Linked DNA regions of Homo sapiens: region 2 is linked to region 1. Evidence: chromatin loops called from intact Hi-C (ENCODE). Cell type or tissue: PC-9. All regions are shown on one strand. Links, peaks and the distances in the headings refer to the core of each region. The heading gives the core; the rest is flanking DNA. Region 1 holds the start of TMEM184A (transmembrane protein 184A). Region 2 overlaps MICALL2 (MICAL like 2).

Evidence for each region. Hi-C counts contacts between places; a loop is a spot of excess contacts. Peaks named below come from ENCODE experiments on the same cell type or tissue, not always from the same donor. Only the 100,000 strongest peaks of a DNase experiment are listed, where the experiment ranks them.
Region 2: a loop joins it to region 1, with 9 times the contacts of the local background. A loop is called at or near these places in 2 of 110 quality-filtered maps.

Annotation. Positions count from the first base shown.
Region 1 is chr7:1,554,162-1,567,958 of GRCh38, reverse strand. It overlaps TMEM184A (transmembrane protein 184A), which reads left to right and starts at 11,754. Exons shown (of 9, transcript NM_001097620.2): 1 at 11,754-11,845; 2 at 12,475-12,693. The coding sequence starts at 12,475. It overlaps PSMG3 (proteasome assembly chaperone 3), which reads left to right. Exons shown (of 2, transcript NM_032302.4): 2 at 109-627. The coding sequence ends at 261. RefSeq lists enhancers at 1-472, 352-646, 473-1,041, 7,110-7,610, 7,611-8,111 and 3 more and silencers at 11,479-11,568, 11,609-11,678, 13,046-13,228. In PC-9, for the core only: a CTCF peak has its summit at 9,431; a DNase peak (open chromatin) is centred at 8,778; H3K27ac peaks cover 1,413 bases.
Region 2 is chr7:1,448,959-1,457,097 of GRCh38, reverse strand. MICALL2 (MICAL like 2) reads left to right here. Exons shown (of 17, transcript NM_182924.4): 2 at 6,810-6,858. Among named protein-coding and RNA genes, the nearest start is that of MICALL2, 6.4 kb to the left of the region's middle. RefSeq lists a silencer at 2,291-2,585 and an enhancer at 4,734-5,285. In PC-9, for the core only: no CTCF peak of the experiment used is centred there; a DNase peak (open chromatin) is centred at 1,597; H3K4me3 peaks cover 1,311 bases; H3K27ac peaks cover 1,469 bases.

The DNA.
Region 1 (13,797 bases), core at 8,108-10,607:
GGTGGTGTGGGAAGCCTGCCTGGGTTCCTAAGGGATACTTCATGAAAGCATTGAGGAAAAAACCAGGTTTCTTGCAGTTAAAATGGTTTCTTCTCCTTCCTTTACCAGCCTCTCATCCATGTCTTTGCAAAGAACCTGGTAGCGTTTGTGTCTCAAGAAGCTGGAAACAGAGCAGTCCTCCTCGCCGTGGCCGTGAAGGACAAAAGCATGGAGGGGCTGAAGGCGCTGAGGGAGGTGATCCGGGTGTGCCAGGTGTGGTGACCTGGAGGCAGCCGCCCCGCGCTGCTCAGCAGGACACGTGAACACCCAGACACCCACTCAGGGACTCAAGTCTCACCTCCCTCCCCGGTGGAGGGAGGAACTTTGGCACTAGCCCTTGGAGCCAGGAAAAAAGACTCGTGTCTCAGGCAGACTCTTACTCTGGTTACTAAGATCATCTGTGCATGACGGGGAGGGTGGAACAGGTCCCGGAGGAGTCGTGAATGGTTCTCACCAGGACCTGAATCGTTGCTTGTGTTTGAGAATTGGAGGAATGAGTCAGCAGGCGTGGCTCATGGCCCCCCCGTGTGCAGGATCAATTGTAGGAGGAAATTTCTTTTTTATTAAAAGCGAATGTGTATCCCAAAATACTTCACTGTCCTCCTTAACAGTAGCGAGACATTGCAGCCGCACAGCATGAGTTCAGTTTCATGGGCTTCATGAAGGGAAGCTTGTTGGGCAGAAACGCAGAGGGACGTAGTTCCCAGGAACTGGGTGGATCCCATGCTTGGGCCTGTGCACGCTGTCACCCAGCTCCAACTCCAGTAACTTCTCTGAGCCTGCTGGGAAGCTGGTGGCCGTCAGCGGACATCTCTTACTATCTTAATGTGTGTGCCCGTTACCGTGCTGCAGCTGGGGACAGACGCTGTCCTCTGAATCCTGCATAGCAAGGGAGGGGGGACGCTTCTGTCAAGGGAGCAGCGTGCACAGAGGTCAGGAGAGAGGAGCACGGGAGGGCAGGGCACTGTGGGGTGGGTCGCCAGGGTTCACTGGGGTGTGGCTGAACATGACCTCCGTGTGGGGGTAGGCGCGGGTCCTTCTGGGCTGAGGCTGCAGGACTTAGTCTTGTGGGGAGCAGTGTTGGCAGGCGTGGGCCTCAGGGTGGCATTTACAGCCCTGATAAGTGGCAGCCTGGGCCCCGCCTGGCTCTCCCTCCAGCCACTGCGAGGGACGCTTCGCTGATCCTGCCTGAGTTGGGATTTCTGAGGCTGGAAGTCGGAGCTTTGGACCCCTTCACTCTGACAGTCTCACGAGAAACAGCAGCAACTGGAGAGCTGGGTTGGGTGACCGGATCCCGAAGCGGAAACCAGGCGAGGCTCTGGAGCGAAGTGAGCGCCCAGTGGGCCCTTCCAGGGAGTTGGGGGTTTACTGCCTTAGGTACCTGTAAACAAACGGGCATAGGGTGTGTGTGGAATCAGAAAGGAATATTCCCCTTTTTCTTTTTCTTTCTTTTTTTTTTTTTTTAAATGGAGACTGGTCTCTGTGTTGCCCAGGCTGGTCTCAGAACTCCTGGCCTCAAGTGATCCTGCCACCTCAGCCTCCCAAAGTGGTAGGATCACAGGCATGCATCCTGCTCATTTCTTTCCTTTTTCTTCTTCTTCTTTTTTTTTTAATTGTCACGCCTATTACCCCATTCTGAACCCCTGCTTGTTTCTTTTTTTTTTTTTAAGGCAGAGTCTCCTTCTGTCACCCAGGCTGGAGCGCAGTGGTGCAATCTCAGCTCACTGCAACCTCCGCCTCCCGGGTTCAAATGAGTCTCAGCCTCCCGAGTGGCTGGGACTGTAGGTGTGCACCACCACGTTTGGCTAATTTTTTGTATTTTTTGGTAGAGACCGGGTTTCACCATATTGTTCAGGCTGGTCTGGAACTCCTGACCTCAGATGATCCACCCTCCTCAGCCTCCCAAAGTGCTGGGATTACAGGTGTGAGCCACCGCACCCAGCCTAACCCCTACTCATTTCTAATGGCTTCTGAAGTCCTGCAATTTTCTTTTTCTTTCTTTTTTTTTGAGATAGGGTCTCACTCTGTCGCCCAGTCTGGAGTGCAGTGGTGCAGTCTCAGCTCACTGCAGCCTTGACCTCCCAGGTTCAAGCCATCCTCCCATGCTCAGCCAAGCCACCCAAGTAGCTGGAACTACAGGTGCCTGCCTCATGCCTGGAGCGCCTAATTTTTGTATTTTTAGTAGAGATGGGAGTCTCACTATGTTGCCCAGGCAGGTCTTGAACTCCTGGACTCAAGTGATCCTCCCACCTCAGCTTCCCAAAGTGCTGGGATTCCAGGCGTGAGCCACCACACCTGGCCAATTTTCTCGCTATTAGAAACCCTCGAGGACAGGGGATGGGAGGGGCCGTTTCAGATGCTGGTCCGATTTCAAAGGAGTTTGGAAGGTGAGTTTGCTAAAGATGGGACAGAAGGAAACTGACTCTTCAAGGACTCACTCCTTCAGGAGATTGAGGACCTGCTGAGCACCCAGTGCCATGGTGCCTGCTGGGTCACCCACAGCCGTGGTCCCTGCCCCTGCGGGTTCACAGCCCAGTTGGCTGTCAGGCAACCTTAGTATGAGAAGAAGAGAGCAGGGGAGTCCCATGTGGGGATCCTGCTAGACTTCCTGGAGGAAGCACCGATGCTTGAGGGCCCCTTGCAGGGGCCCGCTGCCCCCACCAGTGTCTGCGTTTGGGGGGGCCACCAGGGGATACTGAGGCACACCCATCCCCGGCAGATAGGACTCCCTGCCCAGGGCTTCCACCCAACCTCCCTCGGGCAGGCTGGCATCGGGGTCTCCAGCCCCTCATGAAATCCTACGTTGAGTCCCATTTGGTGTCTGCCTCTTTGGGGACCTGAGCCCACAGTTTTAAGGGCCTTGAAGGAGTCAATGGGAGGAAAAGGGGAGGAGCATCTGCACAGGAGCGAGGCCCCAGCGGGTAGCATGTGTGTCGGGACGGCTGCGGGGACTCGGCCACCACCAGAGGAAGGGGATCTGTCGGGACGGCTTCGGGGACTCAGGATGACTGCCAGAGGAAGGGGACCTGTCGGGGGGCGGCTCAGGATCACCGCCAGAGGAAGGGGACCTGTCGGGGGGCAGCTTGCCGAGGGCTCAGCCTTGAACCGGGGGCCAGGGTGTGACATCAACAGGTTAATATCTTAGAGCGGGTGCCCGGGCAGAAGCCTCGCCATTCGGTATTAGCCCATAATTACTCACACTTGTCTAAAAGTCAGATGTTTTCGCTGGGTGTGGCGGCTCATGCTGGGAATCCCATCTACTCGGGAGCCTGAGACGGGGAGGATGGCCTGAGCCTGGGAGTTTGAGCCCAGCTTGGGCAACAGAGCAAGACCCCATCTAAATACATACATGCCTGTCTAAATACATGCATGCCTGTGTAAATACATGCCTGTGTAAATACATGCCTGTCTAAATACATGCCTGTCTAAATACATACATGCCTGTCTAAATACATGCCTGTCTAAACACATACATGCCTGTCTACACACATACATGCCTGTCTACATACATACATGACTGTCTACATACATACATGCCTGTCTACATACATACATGCCTGTCTAAATACATACATGCCTGTCTAAATACATGCCTGTCTCCACCTATAAAAACCGGACAGTTTTGTGGAAGAGCCACAGCTTCTCTCATGTAACCAGCGGGGACACGGCGTGGACGGGGCTCCAGTGTGAGTCCGGATGCGGGTCTGCGGCTTGTGCTTCCTGACCTGTCCCTTAGCGATAACAGTAGACCTGCTCACTGGCCGTGGGATCACCCTTCCCACCAGGGCTGCCCATTCAATCCTCACCCCGTGAGTGGCTCCCCGCATTTTCCTTACACGGAAGCAGGCCGCACCCCAGAGAGTGGGGAAGCTGGAATCACCATGCAGGGTGCCCTGGAGCCCCCATCCCCCAGTCAGGGGCCCCCGTGGTTCTCCTTCATGGCTTCCTTTTTTTTGAGACGGAGTCTCACTCTGTCGCCCAGGCTGGAGTGCCGTGACGGGATCTCAGCTCACTACAACCTCTGCCTCCTGGGTTCAAGTGATTCTTCTGCCTCAGCCTCCTGAGTAGCTGGGATTACAGGCGCACACCACCATGCCTGGCTAATTTTCCTATTTTTAGTAGAGATGCGGTTTCACCATGTTGTTCAGGTTGGTCTCGAACTCCTGACCTCAGGTGATCCGCCTGTCTCAGCCCCCCAAAGTGCTGAGATTACATACTTGAGCCACTGTGCCCGGCCACGGCTTCCTTTTCTTTCACGCCGCAACTGCACCAGGGCAATGGTTCTTGCCAAGGCCAAGGTTGGCTTTGCCTCCACGCCTGCTGGTCTGGTGCGGCACTGTTTTGGTGCGGGACTGTTTTCAGGAGAGCATTGGCTCCTGAGAGCCAGGCCTGGGAGGCCTGTCCTGTCTAATTGGGCCCTCATGACTGCCCTTCAAAGGTAAGTCATGAAGGCCGGACACAGTGGCTCACACCTGTAATCCCAGCACTTTGGGAGGCTGAGGCAGGCAGATCACCTGAGGCCAGGAGTTCGAGACCAGCCTGGCCAACATGGCGAAACCCCGTCTCTACTAAAAGTACAAAAAGCCAGGCTTGGAGGCATGTGCCTGTAATCTCAGCACTTTGGAAGTCTGCGGCAAGCAGATTGCTTGAGCCCAGGAGTTCGAGACCAGCCTCGGCAACATGGGGAAACCCCATCTCTATATCTAAAAAAGCGTATAAAGAAAAAAATTAATTTCGTAAAAAAAATAAAGGTAGGTTGTGGAGAAGCTAAGGCTCAGGAGGGGCGGGCAGGTTGCCTGGAGGCTCCTGGGATGTCCACACAGCTCTGCCACATGTCATGTGCAGGGTCCCACGGCCACCCGCCTTGAAGGCGATGCCGAAACGGGCATATAATTGAGACTGGCCCCCCAGTGCCCTCCCGAGGTCCTCCTTCACAGCCGCCTGGCAGCCGGTAACAACACAGACCAAGGCTAAGCACCTCCGCCATCCAGCTAGCTCCTGTGCTGTAAATCAGATGGCGGCAGCTGTGGAAGGGCCCCGGCCCTCTGCTTTCTGGGCCCGCTCCCAGCCTCATCACTCCTGAGCAGCCCCTGCTCCAGCGAGGAGCTCTGTGGAGCCAGCTGTGGTTGCAGGCAGGGCCATCTGCTTTGGGGATTGCTGCTCCTTTAGGAGGATGAGCTGCCTGTGGTTTTTACCCAGAGATCCAGCTGGAATCGCAGCTCCCAGACACTCACGGCTCACTGTGAGTGATGAACACGGGGCCCATGGCAGCCGCTGCGGCCGAGACAGTGGACAGTGTTCACTCTTTAAGGCGATGCCCTTGCGCCCACACAGTGCGACGTCCAGCACTGTTTTCTGCTCAGCTGCGAGGGAATCTCCCCAAGCCTCCCCACCACCCCCTTTTCCTAAGTGGACCTGGGGGCCTTGGAGGTCAAGAAGAGCCAGTGGGGGCCCTGTTCTTGGCTGTCATTTCAAGCGGCTTCTCCAGGGGGTTGACAGAGCCCTGGGCCCACGTGGACGGATGATGACAAATGACCTGCGGAGGGAGACGGTGGCACGTGGGGACCAGCGGAGTGAGCTGGCCTCGGCTATCTTGTTGAGTGCCTGGGAATGGAATTGGAACAGGAGGCCCGGTAAGTGACTGGAAGACTGGAATGAGGGCCTGACCGATGGGAATGAACCAGAGACAGCGGAATGATGTGCAGATGACTGAGGGAGGCACCCTGCCACGCTGGTTTTATAGTTTGGCATCGCAGCGAGAAAAACAACAAACCCCGTCTTGTGTGTGGTGAGGGGTGGCTCCGGCAGAGAGTGAGGATGCGTGAATTCCAAAACAACTGTGAGAAGACCAAAGGCGCCAGAGCTCTGGGGATTCAGATTCGCTTTCAGAAATAATGCCGGGTGCGAGGCTCACGCCTGTAATCCCAACGCTTTGGGAGGCCGAGGCGGGAGGATGGTCTGAGCCAGGGAGGCAGAGGTTGCAGTGAACCCAGATCATGCCACTGTACTCCAGGCTGGGTGACACAGCGAGACCCTGTCTCCAAAAAAAAAAAAAAAAAGAAGAAGCAAGAAAGAAGCACACATCTGGGGATGTTTTGATGAAGACTCTGCTCTCGTGGGCCCCAGAACACCCCGAAATAGGCTGCACGAAGCCGTGAGCCCCGGCACCTGAAGGCGCGAAGCTGGGCTGGGAGTTGCTCACTGGCAAGGTGGGTGTCAGCCTGAGGAGGGCAGAGGTCAGCTGCCCCTAGCTGGGCATGATTTAGGACACAGGACGGGAGGGGGCACTGGGTCTGGAAGGAAAGGCAGGGGAGGGAGGGAGGGGTCTCCAAGGAAAGGGAAGCCAGCAGTGCTGTTCCTAAGCAGGATTCCATGGAACTCGCAGACAGGACTTGGGACACGCACCTGCCCTGCCCGTCTGACCTCACCCCGCCCACCCAGGAGGGGAAGCGCCGTGGAGGCCACTTCACAGGAGGGAAGATCAGGGTCCAGGGCCATGCTTGACGCCCCCCACCCAAGGTTTAGCCCAGGAAGGGGGAACAAACCGCAGCTCCAACCCTGCCCCCCACCCATTAGCCAGGGGCCTGCAGCTCCTGACTCAGCTTCCCCCATCAAACAGGGGCTCGTCCTGCCCCACCCGGGTGGGAGACCCAACCTTCCAGGCCCACAGGAGCTCGTGCGTGCGTCTCACGTTCCAGTCACCCGGGTAGCAGGCGTGCGTGGGCAGGGGCAGAGCTTGGTGGCGATCCGTGTCCCGACACCCTCAGGCTCCCGAATGGGACTTTTCAGGGGTGAGGGGGCCAAAGAAGGGGAGGCAGGGGCTGCGTCACTCGTGAAGGGGCATCGGGACCCCAGCCCACTTGTGGTCCCACGTCTGAAATCCACCGGACAGGGAGATTGGTCCAGGCTCACACCCGCTGGGATGGCAGGAGGCAGGGGTGGCACGTGGACAGATGTGGGTCCCAAAATCCGGGCAGGGGGGAAGGTGGAGGGTGTGGTCCGTGCCAGCTGTACCCAGGCAGGTAGGGCTGGCTGGGTGGGGAGGGGGTGGGGCTGGGAGGAGTTCCTGGGTCTGGGGAGAGGCCACTGCTCAGGAGCAATCATCTCTCAGGGACCCAGGCTGCCCGCCGCTGTGAGGAGGCGGCAGCAGAGGCCAGGAGGCCGGGGGCCGAGCTTCAGGCCCACCCCGCCTTGGCCCCCCCCTCAGGCCCAGAGACCTGCAGCCAACCTGCCTGACAGGCTGAGCGCCACCAGGGAGGTGAGCTGCGTGGGTGTGGGAGTGCGAGAGTGTGTGTGTGGGGGAAGGGGGTGCATACCAGAGGGGTATGGTGTCCAGGCTGAGCCCCTGCACTTCAATGGGGTGGGGGGCTCCTCGAAAAAAAAAACATACCTTGAAATTCGGAGAATCACAGTCCGCCAACCCCTAAGCCTCACCGCCACCTCAGAGGCTGGGCCCCAGGACGGCACCTGGACACCAAACAGGGTCTCCAGCCAGCCTGGCAAGTCCAGGCCAGACGAGCACCCCCCATCCTGGCTCCAGATGAAAGGGTGCCCCCGACCCGTACACGCCCAGGGCTGGCAGCTCCCTCAGGTGAAGGCAAGTATAGGCAGGCCCTGGGTGACTTTCTGGGGATGGGGGCAACAGAGGGACCAGGGACAGGAGCAGGGAGGTGGGGGCTTGGCCCCGGAGGACAGGACGGGAGACCTATGGGAGGAAGAGAGCAGATCCTTGGGACGGCCCCACCCTGGGATCTGGGGCTGATGGGCTCAGGCAGAACAGAATTGCTCGAGAGTCAGAAGCTGAGGCAAGCGCCCCCCTATGACCTGCCAGGTCGCCAGGTCAGCTGAGACAGTGGAGCTGAGTCCCAGGGCCTGGCCAGGCTGGCTCTCCCATGCAGCAGCCTACGTCCCTAGAAGGGCAGATGACAGGGAGGCCAACCTGAGGCCCTGGCCCGGCCTCCCTGACCTGCCGCATAGCTCTTGCCGGTGGAGACAGGCCCAGGCTGGCATAGGCTCTGCCTGAGGTCACAGACACCTCACACAGCCAGAGCCAGGCCCCAGCTTGTGGCATGTGGTCCAGGGCCTGCTCCTCCTGGCTGTGGGGGCTGCTCCCCGGCCCCAGTGAGGAGGGGGCATGTGGGTCACCAGGAGGCCATGCTGCCTGCCCGCCCCACGCGGCTCTCAGGAGGCCGTGCCCGTGGACAGGAGCCGGGGGAATCCCAGAAGCAGAGCCGGGAGGATGTGGAGCCCCATCCCTGTCACCCCCTGCTCACACCCGGGGCTGCTGCCTTGGTGAACTGCTGGCCAGGGCCCCCAGGGGAGGGCCGCGGGACCTGGGAAGCCGGGTGTCTGAGATGGGTGCCCACCGGTCACCTCATCCCCCTAGTGTGCAGCTCAGCCTGGGACATCAAATGAGCCAGCCCTGAGGAGGCGGCTCCTGGGCGCCCCGAGTTCCACCCAGCAGTGAAGGAGGCAGGCAGGGGGGTACACCATGCCTGTCCGCATCTGCAGAGAGACGGGCAGGCAGGGGGTCGGGGTGGGCACTAGCAGGGCAGCCGGCCTGGAACCAGGCAACAGCTCATGGGCCCTCAGCCGGGTTTCTCATGAGAGCAGGAGGAGGTGGCTGTGCCAGGGCCAGGGTGTGGGACTGGCTGGGCGGCTTCTCAGCCTCCCCACAGCTCTGGGCACCTGGACGCAGTGAACAATGGTCAGAGGGCCCCGTCGCCTGGATCTGGGCAGACAGGTCTGTCCTGCAATGGGCTTGGTCAGTGTCCCGCCCCCGCCAGAAAAATCAGGCCCAGCCGGCCCTGCCGCCTCCTGTGACCGGGCGCAGAGGCTGTGACACCAGCACCGGGTGAGGCCTCGATCAGCCGGCGAGCCCTGTGAGCAGGTGGCAGAGCGGTCAACCTCCCGACTGCCCCTCCCTGGGGACCAGGCCCTGCTCCTGACATCCCCAGACCAGTACACTTGGTCCACGGTTCCCGAGCTGGCGCATCTGGCTCAGCCGGGACAGCTGTGGGCTGAGGAGATCAGCAGGCCTCCCTGTCCAGTGCCCAGCTGGCCCTGTGAGAAAACCCCACCTTTTTCCACAGAGGATCTGCCTCTGGCGGAAGACAGAGCTTTGGAGGTCCCTCAGTCTGTGTCCGGGGCCCAAGCCCTGAGCCTGCCCGAAGCCAGAGCCCTCCCAGAAGCCTGGCTCTGCTGGCTCCAGCCAAAACGGTCCTGCTGACATCTAGCCACAGTGCCTCCTGCTGTCTGCACAGCCATTCCCACCGTCAGCCCAGGGAGGGGCCCGAGGCTTCATCCTGTGCTGGGGGCTGGACGCAAATCAAGCAGGGGCTGGGGCCTCAGTTTCCCTGCCTGTAGCATGAGCGAGTTGGATGAGGGGATTCCCGGTCCCTTCCAGCTCTGCGCATGCCCAGGCACCAAAGTCTTCACCCTTCAAACGGGCCCCCAGCCATCGTCACTTCATAGTTGTCCGTGACGGTGATCCCGACACAGCCAGAGGGCGACATCCACACGCGCTGAGCCGACTGCCTGGGGCTCTGCAGGCCGGGTGGGAGGCCGGCAGGAGTACCTGTGGCTGCAGTGGGAATGCAGCTGGATGGAAGTTGGGGACCGCCTTCCAGCACCCCTGCCTGGCCAAAGGGAGACCTTAGCCCACAGGGTCACCGCCTCAGCAGGACAGCCCCCACCCCGCAAGCCCTGTGCCCCGAGCATGGACAGGGCACAGCTCTAGGCTCTGGCAGCTCCTGCAGAGGGAGGACCAGCAGCAAACACAGACAGGTGGACAGGGAGTCACACACACAGTGAGGAGGGTGATGGGACAGCGGGGATGGTCTCTCCAGAGGTGACGCCTGAGGCTGCAGGACAGAGTCACCCGGGAGCAGGGTCGGTTGGTCCAGAAGGTCCCTGCCTGGGGAGCAGGCAGGCTCCAGGAGGGCCCAGCCAGGGTGTGCATGCTGTGGCTCTGGGCCCGGGCCCGGGTGGGCGCTGATGGGGAGGTTAGGCAAGGCGGGCCTGAGAGCTGGGCACGACTTCCTGAGCTTGTTCCCCACCTGGGAGCCTCCCTGGAGGGACAGTGTCAGTGGAGGAGTTGGGAAAAGCAGGCAGGGTGTCCCAGGGAAGGATGGGCCTCAGCCCGGGCCCCTCACGGACCCCTCAAGGATGCTGGACGCGTTGATGCGCCTCTCGTTCCCATCTCTAAAAGGGGAACAGGCCGGACGTGGTGGCTCAAACCTGTAATCCCAGCACTTTGGGAGGCTGAGGCGGGCAGATCACCTGAGGTCAGGAGTTCAAGCCCAGCCTGGCCAACGTGGTGAAACCCCGTCTTTACTAAAAATACAAAAATTAGCTAGGTGTGGTGGTGGGCGCCTGTAATCCCAGCTACTCGGGAGGCTGAGGCAGGAGAATCACTTGAACCCAGGAGGCGGAGGTTGCAGTGAGCCGAGATCGCGCCATTGTACTCCAGCCTGGCGACAGAGCGAGGCTCCGTCTCAAAAAATAAATTAATTAAAAATAAAAGGGGAACAGTGGCTCCAGTCATTCCAGCCTCAACCCCTTGAGCCCTGTTGCTCAGGGCTGTGGGAGGGTAGGAGATATGAAGGACAAGGAGTGTGTGGATCCGTTGCGGGCATGGAGCGGGACTTGGTAATGGTGGCCCCAGCGGCATGAGCCCAAGCGTAACCAGAACAGGACAAGAGGTGGGCTGAGGGCCCACATCCCTCTCCCAGGAGCCGGGGTGAGTGAGTTTTTTCTCCACAGGGGCCTCTGCATGGGGGTGACAGGGACCCTCAGGGCCCCGCAACCCCTTGCCAGACCCCAAAGGGTCCAGGGACTGGGCTGTCACTCCCCCTCTCCTGCCTTGATCCACAAAAACCAGAAATATTTCCTTTTTTTTTTTTTTTTTTTTTTGGACACAGAGTCTCCCTCTGTCCCCAGGCTGGAGTGCAGTGGTGTGATCTCAGCTTACTGCAACCTCCGCCTTCTGAGTTCAAGCGATTCTCCTGTCTCAGCCTCTTGAGTATCTGGAATTACAGGTGCACGCTGCCACACCTAGCTAATTTTTGCGTATTTCGTAGAGACGGCGTTTCACCATGTTGGCCAGGCTGGTCTCGAACTCCTGACCTCAAGTGATCCACCCACCTTGGCCTCCCAAAGTGTGGGGATGACAGGCGTGAGCCACCACGCCCGGCCCAGAAAACAAATGTTTTCAACTCATCTCTTGGGGCGTGGATTTTTTTTTTAATTCAGATGAAATTCACATAACATCAATTTACCCAGGTTTAAGTGAACGATTCGGTGGCGGTAAGTATATCCACAGTGCTGTGTGCCTGCCGCCTCTACCTCATTTCAGGACTCCTGTCACCCCCCAGAGAAACCCTGTACCATTAGCTCTCCACCCCTCCTCCTGCAGCCCGGCCCTCCTTGGCCTGCCGCAGACCTCTCCCACGTGTCCCCACCAGGTGGCAGCTGCCTGGCCGTCTGGCATAGGCAGGTGAGGGCGCCAGGCGGCCAGCAGGTTCCTGGGAGCCAGCTGCCACCCAGCAAACAACCGGGAGGATAGGGTGTCAGCCGTGGGAGGGGACAGGAGGGGACGGGCCTGCAGCCTGGGGCCCAGGTGGGCCACTGGGGACGTGAGGCACTGGCCGCCCCGCCCCAGCCTGGCACAGCCCTTCAGATCCTGGCCTTGCCGCACCCACAGTGGGGCCTCCAGTTGGGGCCACGTGGCCATGAGAATGACCAGCTAGGCTTCCCTGGAGGCCAGGCCTCCCTGGACTGGGCCAGGTGCTTCCTGCCAGCAAAGGTAGAGCTGGGCCCTGTGACCGCAGACCAGAGGGAGAGGAGGAGGCTGGACTGGGCTGCGAGTGTGGGAGAGGGTGGACTCAGGGCCCCAGCAGGTTAGTGGGAGATGGAACAGGCACCCAGGGCTGCCAAGAACCCCAGCAAAGCCGGGCTCCCAGGTGGGTGGACAGGTCCCAGAGCCAGTGAGGGCCGGCTCCTCCCATGAGGGTGGCTGCACACCCCCTCCTGCCGGGGCAGGCAGTGCTGGTCTGCGCCCGCTCCCCAGCCCTCCCGGGCAGGCAGGGCGGCAGGGGTTCCCCCTCTTCTGCCCCACTGGAAGACGGTCTTTGTCCCCTAAGAAGCAGGCTCCCTGCAAGCCTGAGACTCGGAGTTGGAAGCTGGTTTTACAAGGGGGAATTGAGGTGGGACCCTCAGGTCGCAGGTGGTTGATGGGTGAGCTTCGATGGCTGAGCTCGGAGCAGGGAGGGAGCCGGGCCTGGCGCTGGTGTCCGTGTGGGGGGTGCGGCCTGGTGGGTGGCTCAGCCTCAGCTCCCGTCTCACTGTCTCCTCCCTCCCCCGCTGCTTCCTGCTGCCGGGAGCCAGTACCTTTGCCCTCACTCCTCCCGGTGTGTGTCCTCCCTCCCTCTGCAGATGAGTAATGTCTCAGGGATCCTGGAGACAGCCGGCGTCCCCCTGGTGTCAGCGAACTGGCCGCAGCCCAGCCCCCCACCGGCTGTGCCAGCTGGGCCGCAGATGGACCACATGGGGAACAGCTCCCAGGGGGCCCCCTGGCTCTTCCTCACCTCCGCACTGGCCCGAGGCGTCTCGGGGATCTTCGTGTGGACTGCCCTGGTGCTCACCTGCCACCAGGTAAGCCCTTCCGCCCCCGAGCCTCCTTCAGGACCTTGGTCTCCACAGGACGTGGCCGTGGCTCAGCCCGGTCCCCCTGGGTGCCGCTGCTATAGACGCTGTCAGAAGTGGGATCGGCCAGGGCACGGGGGAGGGGATGAGCTTCCCCAGGATGTGGCATGTGGGAGCTGGGCCTGAAAATGGGGAGATCTCTGCCAGGCTGAGGGCAGAGCGCCCACCGGGCACCCCTGGCTATTTCACAGGCTCGTCACTCGGCTCACTGAGGTCTGCAGTGTGGTCCCATTTCACAGACAAGAAGACTGAGTCTCAGAGAGACCAGAGGTCTTTCCCAGGCTCACATAGCTGGAAAGGGGAAGGGGCCTTCTCCTTCCAGAGGCGTGACACCCTGGAGAAGGCTGGTGGGAGGTTGGCAGGGGGTTGGACTTTGCTCTGTAGGGAGCTGGGGAGCAAAGGTCACAGCTTGTTAGAGGGACCGGGACTCCTGTGCAGGAGATGGGCGAGAAGCAACTTCCCCAAGCCCGAAGCCACACACAGCCCCCGACCCGGAGCAGTCCCCAGGTGGGAACAGAACAGCCCCCAGGTAGAGAAGCGGCCAGGCGCTGTGGCAAGGAAGGGCCAGGCAGGGGCAAGGAGGAAGTGGTGCCCGAGGGCAGGGGCTGGGCAGAGAGGGCAGGGAGTCAGGGACAGGACCCTCCTGAGAGACTCAGATACACAGAGAGGCCAGGGCGGTGTGCGCAGGGGTGGGGTGGGAGTGCGTGTGTAGGCCCGCGAGGGCCACACGGCTGCAGGGATTTGTCCAGAGCCCTTGACCCCAGTGCGGTGAGGTGGCTTTCAGGGGGTGCTGGGAGCCCAGGAAGGCTGTGGAGGGCTGGGCTGAGGGCAGAGCTGCTTCCCGGGTGCACGGGGCACTGGTGTAGGGAATGGATCTGTAGGTGAGCTGGGGCAGGGGGCCATCAGGAGACTGGCAGGCAGGGACACCGGTGGCCACAAGTCTCCGAGGGAGCATCTCAGTGACAGTTTATTAACTGCTTATTAGCCGGGCATGGGGGCCTGCACTGTTAGTCCCAGCTACTTGGGAGGCTGAGATGGGAGGATCGCTTGAGC
Region 2 (8,139 bases), core at 113-2,612, 100 kb after region 1:
AGCCAAGGGTGTCCTGGGCTGGAAGAGGCAGGAAGGACCCTCCCCGAGAACCTCCTTAGGCAGCAAGGCCCAGCCCACACCTTGATGTCGGAGTCCGGCCTCCAGAGCCGTGAGAAAACAAATTCCTGGTGTTTTAAGCCCCAGAGTTTGTGGCAATTTGTTACGGCAGTAGGAAGAAGCTAGTACAGGCTTCCATGGGTGTTGGGGCGTGGGGGCCTCTGTAGACCCTGGCTGATGGAAAACCCGGAGTGTCATGGGGGTCGGGTGTGCACCAGGGTGTGGGGACATGCGCTTGTATGGGTGCCTGGGCCCTTTGCTTTTATTCCAGAGTTGGAGTCTCGCTCTGTCGCCCAGGCTGGAGTGCAGTGGCACCGTCTTAGCTCACTGCATTCTTGAACACCTGGACTCAAGCAATCCTCCCACCTCAACCTCCCGAGTAGCTGGGACCATGCCTGGCTAATTTTCTTATTTTTAATTTAATTTTATCTATTTATTTATTTATTTATTTATTTGAGACAGAGTCTAGCTCTGTCGCCCAGGCTGGAGTGCAGTGGTGCGATCTCAGCTCACTGCAACCTCCGCCTCCCAGGTTCAAGTGATCCTCCTGCCTCAGCCTCCCAAGTAGCTGGGGTTAAAGGGGTGCACCCCCACACCCAGCCGATTTTCATATTTTTTCTAGAGACGGGGTTTTGCCATGTTGGCCAGGCTGGTGTGTAACTCCTGACCTCAAGTGATCCATCTGCCCTCTTCAGCCTCCCAAAGTTCTGGGGTTATGGGCGCGAGCCACTGCGTCTGGCCTGTGTCTGGCTACTTTCACTCAGCATATTGTTTCTTTTTTAAATTGAGATGGGTTCTGGCTATATTGCCCAGGCTGGTCTTGAACTCCTGGCCTCAAGTAATCCTCCTGCCTCAGCCTCCCGAAGCGCTGGGATTACAGATGTGAGCCGCCGCGCCTGGCCCCTGGCTCTTTGGACGTGCCTGCCTCTGTGCCTTCATCACCCCCATCCCGTGCCCTCAGCCTCTGCTCCCTGCCGTACCTCTGGATGAGGTGGTGGCTGGGGTGGAGGTCTCCTCATGCAGCCCTTGGCTGTCCCTCCTGTCCCCAGTAGTCTTCAGGAAGGGAGGAAACGCGTGTGAGGGACAGGCACAGACCGGTTGTCCTCTCAGGGCAGCTCTGAGGTCAGACTCTGTGTGAGGCCCCGCCCTTGCCACCTCATTCCCCTCTCCTTCCAGTGAAGACCCCTTGACAGCAGAAGGGTGGACGTCCTGTCTCCCTGTCTGTAGCTCTGCCACCAGGAAGTCCTTCCCTTTGTCTGGCCTTAGTCCTTCCTGCTGCACGCAGAGAGCACTTCCGCTTGGCCCTCAGGGAGAGCAGCTGTGAAGGAACCAGCTCGGGCGCCAGGCCAGCCAGGTGGGGCACCCGGGCTCCTGGTTCTGCCTCTGCCCCACCGACCCCGGGTGGAGGGGGCGGGGATCCGGACATTCCTGTGTACCATGTTCCGGCTCCTTGAGCCACGTGTGACCACACTGGGGAGCCCCACAGGTACAGAGAGGTGTCCGTGAATCTCCGCTTTACGGCCAGGAAACAGGATCGCCCAGCCACGCCCACCAGGAGGTGGCAGGGTGGGCGGGTCCCCTGCCTGGTCAGCCTGCCTGTGCCCGCCTGCCCTGTCTCACCTGCGGCTGTGGGTTCTCTGCAGCCAGGCCTCAGGGCGCCTGCCCCCGGGCGCTGTTTCCATACTGGTGTCACAGGGCAGCTGGGCAGCCAGGTGAGCTCAGAAACCACCCAGAACAAACAGCCCCACCTCCCGCCTCACCTCCCTCAGCCAGTCAGCCTGTCGGGGCTGGAGCAGCTCTGCCATGGGCTGGCTCCTTTCATTCCTGGGCCCAAGCAGGTCTCCAGGCACAGCCCTCGGGCAGATGGGGCAGGGGGCACAGCGTGTCTGGGCTGGGAGGGAGCAGGGCTGGAGGGAGGGCAGGCGTTGTGCGTGGCGCAGGAAGCCGTCCAGCAGGTGGGAGAACATTGCGGCCTCCTTCTTGGGGTTCGTGGCTGGGGGCATTTGTCGGATTTGTGGCCAGGCCTTGGGAGGGTGTCGTGAAGTTGGGTCTCTGCTGCACCCTCAGTTCCAAGGCAGGGTCCCTTAAGTTTTCCTGGTCCCTGCAGCTCTGGAGGCGGGCTCAGGGCTGGGCCAGGAAGTGGGGGTGGCTGGGGCGGCCGCTGTGCAGTGCATGGAGCCCTCCAGCAGTGGCTCCCAAGGGTGGCGGGGCTCCCCGAGACACCACTATTGTTGGGGGCCAGGGGAGAGACTCACGCAGAGGCCCCCACCCAGAAGCTCCCAGGCAGTGCCCTCACTTCCTGGGCCAGGGCCGAGGGTGGGCTGACCTCCTCTCCCACGCGGGGTTGGGTCAGCAGGAAGCTGCTTGTGGACAGAGGCCTTCTGTTCCTGCCCCAGGGCCTGTAGCCAGACCTCTGTGGCCGCCTCTGGCCGGAACCCTCCAGGACGGGCGCGGGAGGGGGCTGCCTGTCCACCTACTGCAGGGGGACTGCCCAGGGCCCCACACTTTCCTTCCAGAGGCCCAGTGTGCAAGGTGGGGGCTCTGCGGCCTCCCCTCCCCAGTCGTCACCGCCCCCTGCCCACCCCCTCCTCTCCTGAGCTCTGCCTGGCCATGTCCTCGCTGTCTCTGAGGTTTGCTCCTTCCCCGAGTCCCCTCTCTGCCATCCCGACTGTGCCATCTGGTCCCTGTCTCTCTTGGGCCTCCCTCCACCATCTCCGCTGGGGTCTTCCTCTCTCTCTCCAGCTCTCTCTGTCCGTCCACCTGCCTCTCCCCACTCCCTCTGCTCCCTTCTCCGTGGGATTCTCTCCTGATGTGCTGGATGTGCCTCGGCTGGGGCTCCTTCCCTTCCAAGTCCTGCACCCCCCCGCCCTCCCCACTCCATGGCGGAATCTTGTTCCAGGAAGTAAACAGTGTGATGTCGGCCACCCAGGAATTTGGAGGGGGGTATACATTCCCAAGAGCCCCCAGAGGCGCCGGGGCAGAGGCCGGCTGGACTCCATGGGCTGAAGTTGATGGTCGTGGGTCAGTTAGAGGGGTGGTGGGGGCAGGTGTGGCCGGGCAGGGGCACGCACGGTGGAGAGTTGGCCAGGGCAAATCTTGTGACCGACACACAGACGGCAAATTCATTCCTTCAGCCAGTGTTGAAAGAATAAGTTACTGCCACAGAAATCTCACCAAGCACAGAACAAATGCATCACACGCATTTATAGGGCACCGACTGTGTGCCTGGCCCACGGTGTGTGTCTTGGAGCCGGGCCATGGTATACCTGATTTTAATTCTGAGGCTTCAAATAAGAGAAGATTAAACCCTGGAGGATGCCATGTCTCGGAGGTGGGCAACCTGCAGCCCCCATCCCACAGCCTGCAGGTTTGCAGCGGTGGCTGGGGCTGTGTCCCAGTTCCAGCCGTCTCACCATGGGTAGCTGGTCACTTGCTGAGTGGGGGGAAGCTGATGCATTTTTGTCCGGCAAGGACAGGGGTGTCCACCTGCTCAAGCTGCCCTTGCAAGGTCCCCCAAACGGGCGGTTTCAACAACGGAAAGTGTCCTCCCGCAGTTCTGCAGGCCAACGTCCCGGACGGAGGTGTGAGCAGGGCTGGGCCCTCCTGGGGGCAGGAGGGAGGATCTTCCCGGCCTCTCTCCTTGGCTCTGGGGTGGCCGTCTTCGCCCTGTGCCTTCACATCCTCTTCCCCTGTCAGTTTGTATCTGCATCCACATTTCCCTTTTATGAGGACACCAGCCATGGGACCAGGGCTCCCCGCAAAGAACCCTGTTTGAATTCTCTTATCTCCAAAGGAGGCAAAATGAATTCTCACCTCCAGAAAGACCCTGTCTCCAAATAAGGTCACGTGGTGGAATTGGAGGTTAGGGCTCCAATGTGTCATTTTCTTGGGGGGCTCCTGGAGACACGAGTGGGGTCTCCACCTGGCGATGTTGGTGGGGCTTGCGAGACGGTTCTGGCGGCGATTTCTGCCAGCATCGGGCCCCTGAGCTCAGCTGCTCAGGGGCCCCGGGGGTGTGAGCTCGGGGACAGCAAGGTGCATCTGGGGAGGGCCTGGCGGGTGCATCGGGCGGAGTGTGGGAAAAGCTGTTCTGTGCCGGGAGAGTGGAGCCATGGTCTGGAGGCTGGAGGGCCGGCCCTGGGGAAGGAGCTTGGGGCAGGATGGGTGGTGGCTGTGGGACCGGCCGGGGTGGTGCAGCCCAGTTGAATAGGCCTCAAACGCCCCGAATGCAGCTTGAACCTCATCCTGAGGCCGCGATGCTTGAACTCGCAGCCCAGACCTGTGCCGTGTGGGCACTGGCTCTGGTGTGTCCAGAGGGCCTGGGGTGCTCTGATCTGCCTGGAGCTCTGAGAGCCTGACTGTGGGTCTGGGGGTGAGATGGCCCTGCAGGGAAACCCACTGGACAGAGCCGCTGCTGGCCCCTGGGGTGGACGGAAACAAGTGCGGGAGGCAGACAGCCTCCTCCTCCTGCTTGTTTAGAGAAAAAACAGACTTGTGACACTGCCCTCCCGGCCGTCCGGGCATTCTTTCCGGGGACATGGCCGCTTTGGTCAGTGACCCTAGGGAAGGTCTGCAGAAGAGCTTGAGCTTTCAAAGGGCTGGGGGCGGGGAGAGAGGGAGGGAGAGCCGGCTCCTAAGCCCTGGGGGCTGAGGCTGACGCCCAGCATGGCTGCAGAGTCCCTGGGCATAGACAGCCACCCACGTGCCCTCGGGTCACACCCTCTCGGGGGACAAGCCCAGGCAGACAGAGGCATCGGCCCAGGCCCGAGCAGACGGAAACCGCTTTCGCTGCCACTGAGCCCAGGGAGGGGGCTCCTCGTCATCTGTCCACACGGAGAGGAGTCCGCGCCCCATCTTGTCCGGCGTGCAGAAGCTCCGCCTGTGCAGACGGGTGGTCCTGCCGTCTGAAACCTGTTACCTGGGAGGGGGTCCAAGCTGGAAACGGTGGAGGGTTCCCAAGGATCCCAGCAGATTGATGGACGGCAGGGCTGCAGGCGGACGGGGCGGGGGCTTCCTAAGGAGAGAGGTGGGCAGCCTGCAGCCCCCATCCCACTGCCCCCACCCCACCGTGTGGCTGCTGCCTGGCCTCAGTTTCCCCATCTGTGAAACAGGTGAAATGGGCTCACTGTCCGGGCCTCGGAGCATTCTTATGGGGGTCAGGGCCTGGCAAGGGCTGTGCAGGCTGGGCTCAGAACTAGGCCGCCCAGGCTGCGTGGCCACAGGGGTCTCGGCCCCCACTTCTCCGTTTGAGACCTGCCCAGCCTTCCTGTTTGCTGCAGCTACGGCCGTCAGATTCGCCACCAGGAGCTGCGGTTGTCCTCCCAGACAGGGAGACTGAGGCCCTGAGACCGAGGCTGGCCGGGGTCAGACATGCAGGCCGGGGTGAGGCAGGACACGGCTTGCAGCCCCAGCTCCCTCTGTGGGGCCAGGAAGCTTCTAGAACAGTCCAGTTCACGCTGACATGGCAGCAGCTGCTGTCCGGGACCCCACAGGCAGCAACGTGGACAGACGGGTCACGATCACTATATTTTTGTTTTTCTGAGACGGGGTCTCAGTGTGTTACCCAGGCTGATCTCGAATTCCTGGGCTCAAGCAATCCTTCTGCCTTGGCCTCCTGAGTAGCTGGGACTACAGGTGTGAGCCACTGCACCCGGCTTCCAGATCATGATTTAACCAACCCTCCCTCCCAGAAGCCGCAGCCCGTGCTGGGAGCCTGGTGGTTTTTGTCGGAGGGCCTGGGGCTGGGCTGGGGCCTCCTGGGATCTTGGTGTGTTTTCTGCCCAGGGTATCCTCCCAAGGTGCCCATCAGGAGTCCCAGGACCAGCTGGAGGTCACGTGGGGCTGTCCTCTTGGCGTCCCCAGAAGGGCCCTGCTGTCCAGGCTGGCCGGGGACCTCACCTCGGGAACTTCCCGGGACCCTTGCATCCCTGTGGTGTAGTGTGCGAGTCAGGGGTGAGGCTGGGCCCTCGCTGAGCACCTGGGAAGGCACTCCACCACCCAAAGAGAGAACCATGTAACCTCAGTGGGCTTGGCAGCTGTCTCCCCGCTGTGTGACCTGGGGCAGGTCCCCGAGCCGCTGTCTCTGTGAGATGCAGACATAACCGGTGTCTGCTCCACAGGTCGGGTGTGAGCCTTAGGTTGGTATTTGTGAAGCGCTGAGAAGGACACCCTTCACTGCAGGGTGAACAGAAGTCACCCTTCCAACAACAGAAGCGATGATGTGTGGGACGAGGTGGATCCGGGGCCTGTCCTGCCCTCGGGGGCAGCGTGGCTGGCCCTCTCTGCATATGGTGCCGTCCCCTGCCCTGGGAGCCTCTCTCCTCCGTTCCCTGTGGTCCTCTGGGGGCATCAGGCCTCTGCGACCCACCTGGTCACCAAGCGTTGTGATGGGAAGAGCCCCCTCCGAGCTGAGCTGTGCTGAACCGCCCTGGGCTGGTGACCTCACCTCCCAGGCCTGCTTCCTGCCACCTCTGACTGTGGCAGGAGCACTGGTGAGGGGCGGCCTGTCAGGGTACAGGAGGTGAAGCTGGGGCCGTCTGATGTCGTACTACGGTCCCAGCAGCATCACCGTGGCCGGAGCAGGGCCGGGAGCCCTGGCCTCTGCCCACCTGTGGTCCTGTGCCACCTCATTCCTTCACAGCCCCCCATCCTGGCCTCGGTTTCTCTGTTTGGGCAAGATGACCTCTGAGGCCCTCCAGCCCCTCCCTTCGTGGACTCTGAGCTGCTTTGGACATCATGTTTTTATCTTCCAGAAACTTCAGTGCTCTCAAGAAGGAAAATATTTATGAAAACAATAAACTGGTGAGTGGCCCCCGCCCCGGCCTCACAGCTGGCTTAGCCAGCCTGCTGAGCCCCACCCACGTCCGAGGGACCGAGGGACTCCCCCCAGGCCCTGCACCTGCCTTGGGAGTCCTGCCTGGGAATCGGGGGCTCCCTGACCAGCCCGGCAACGCGTCCTGGGCTGGGTGACCCTAGCGTTCTAGAAATAGCCTCTTATCTTGGCACCCAGGGCATACTGGTCCCCTCTTTTCCTGAGCTGGGGAGCAAGGTGCCAGGAGGTGGCTGGGGACCCTACTTCACTGCAAGGGGGCTCAGCCCAGTCTGCCTCAGGCAGAACAAGGGTCTGGGGGTGGCTGTGGGGGGCTGTGGATGGGTCCCAGTGGGCCTGCTGCCACTCCCACCACATGGGACCTGCCTTCCGGCCCTGCCAGGATTCCAGTCCTGCCCTGCTCACCCCAGCTTCCAGGCCCTTCCCTGTGTGCAGCCTCAGTTTGCCTGCTGCAGAATAAGCACCACGCTCCCTCGTGGGCAGAGGCACCGGCAGACTCACCACGCGCCCTGCAGGCATGTCCTGTGCTGTGCCAGGCAGGCCCCGGCCACGTCCCTGCCCCCGGAGCTGGCCTTCAGCGGGGACAGTGGTCAGCACTGAAGACAGTCATACCTGCCCGGCCGGCACTGCCCTGCTCAGCACGGGGACAATTTGAACTTAAGCTTTAACTTAATTAAAATGAACTAAAATTACAAGTTCATGGTGAAACCTCGTCTCTACTAAAAATACCAAAAATTAGTGGGGCGTGGTGGTGCGCACCTGTAATCCCAGCTATTCAGGAGGCTGAGGCAGGAGAATTGCTTGAATCCGGAAGGTGGAGGTTGCAGTGAGCTGACGCTGCGCTCCAGCCTGGACAACAGAGTGAGACTCTGTCTCCAAAAACATAATAATAAATAAAAATAAATAAATAAACAAGTCCAGTTCCTCAAGTGTGCCGGCCACACTTCCCATGCTCACAGCCATGCCTGGCCGGCGGCTGCTGGGCTGGACGGCGTGGGCTGTCGAGTCCCTGTCTCAGCCTCTAGCGGCCCTCACCTGTTGCCTGGGAGCCCTGACATGGCGACCTGTGTGTCCCTTCTGGCCCCCGGGGAGGGCTCAGCAATGTCAGCCCTGCCTCTGGAGGGAGCTGTTTCAAGACTGCGTAAGTCTGGGTTGGGTGGGGCCTGGGATTCTCCCGGTGAAGGGTAGGATCCCCTGAGGTTTCACCTGGACGGGGCCTTGAGCGCCCACCGGCCTGGTGACCTCAGTCCTGT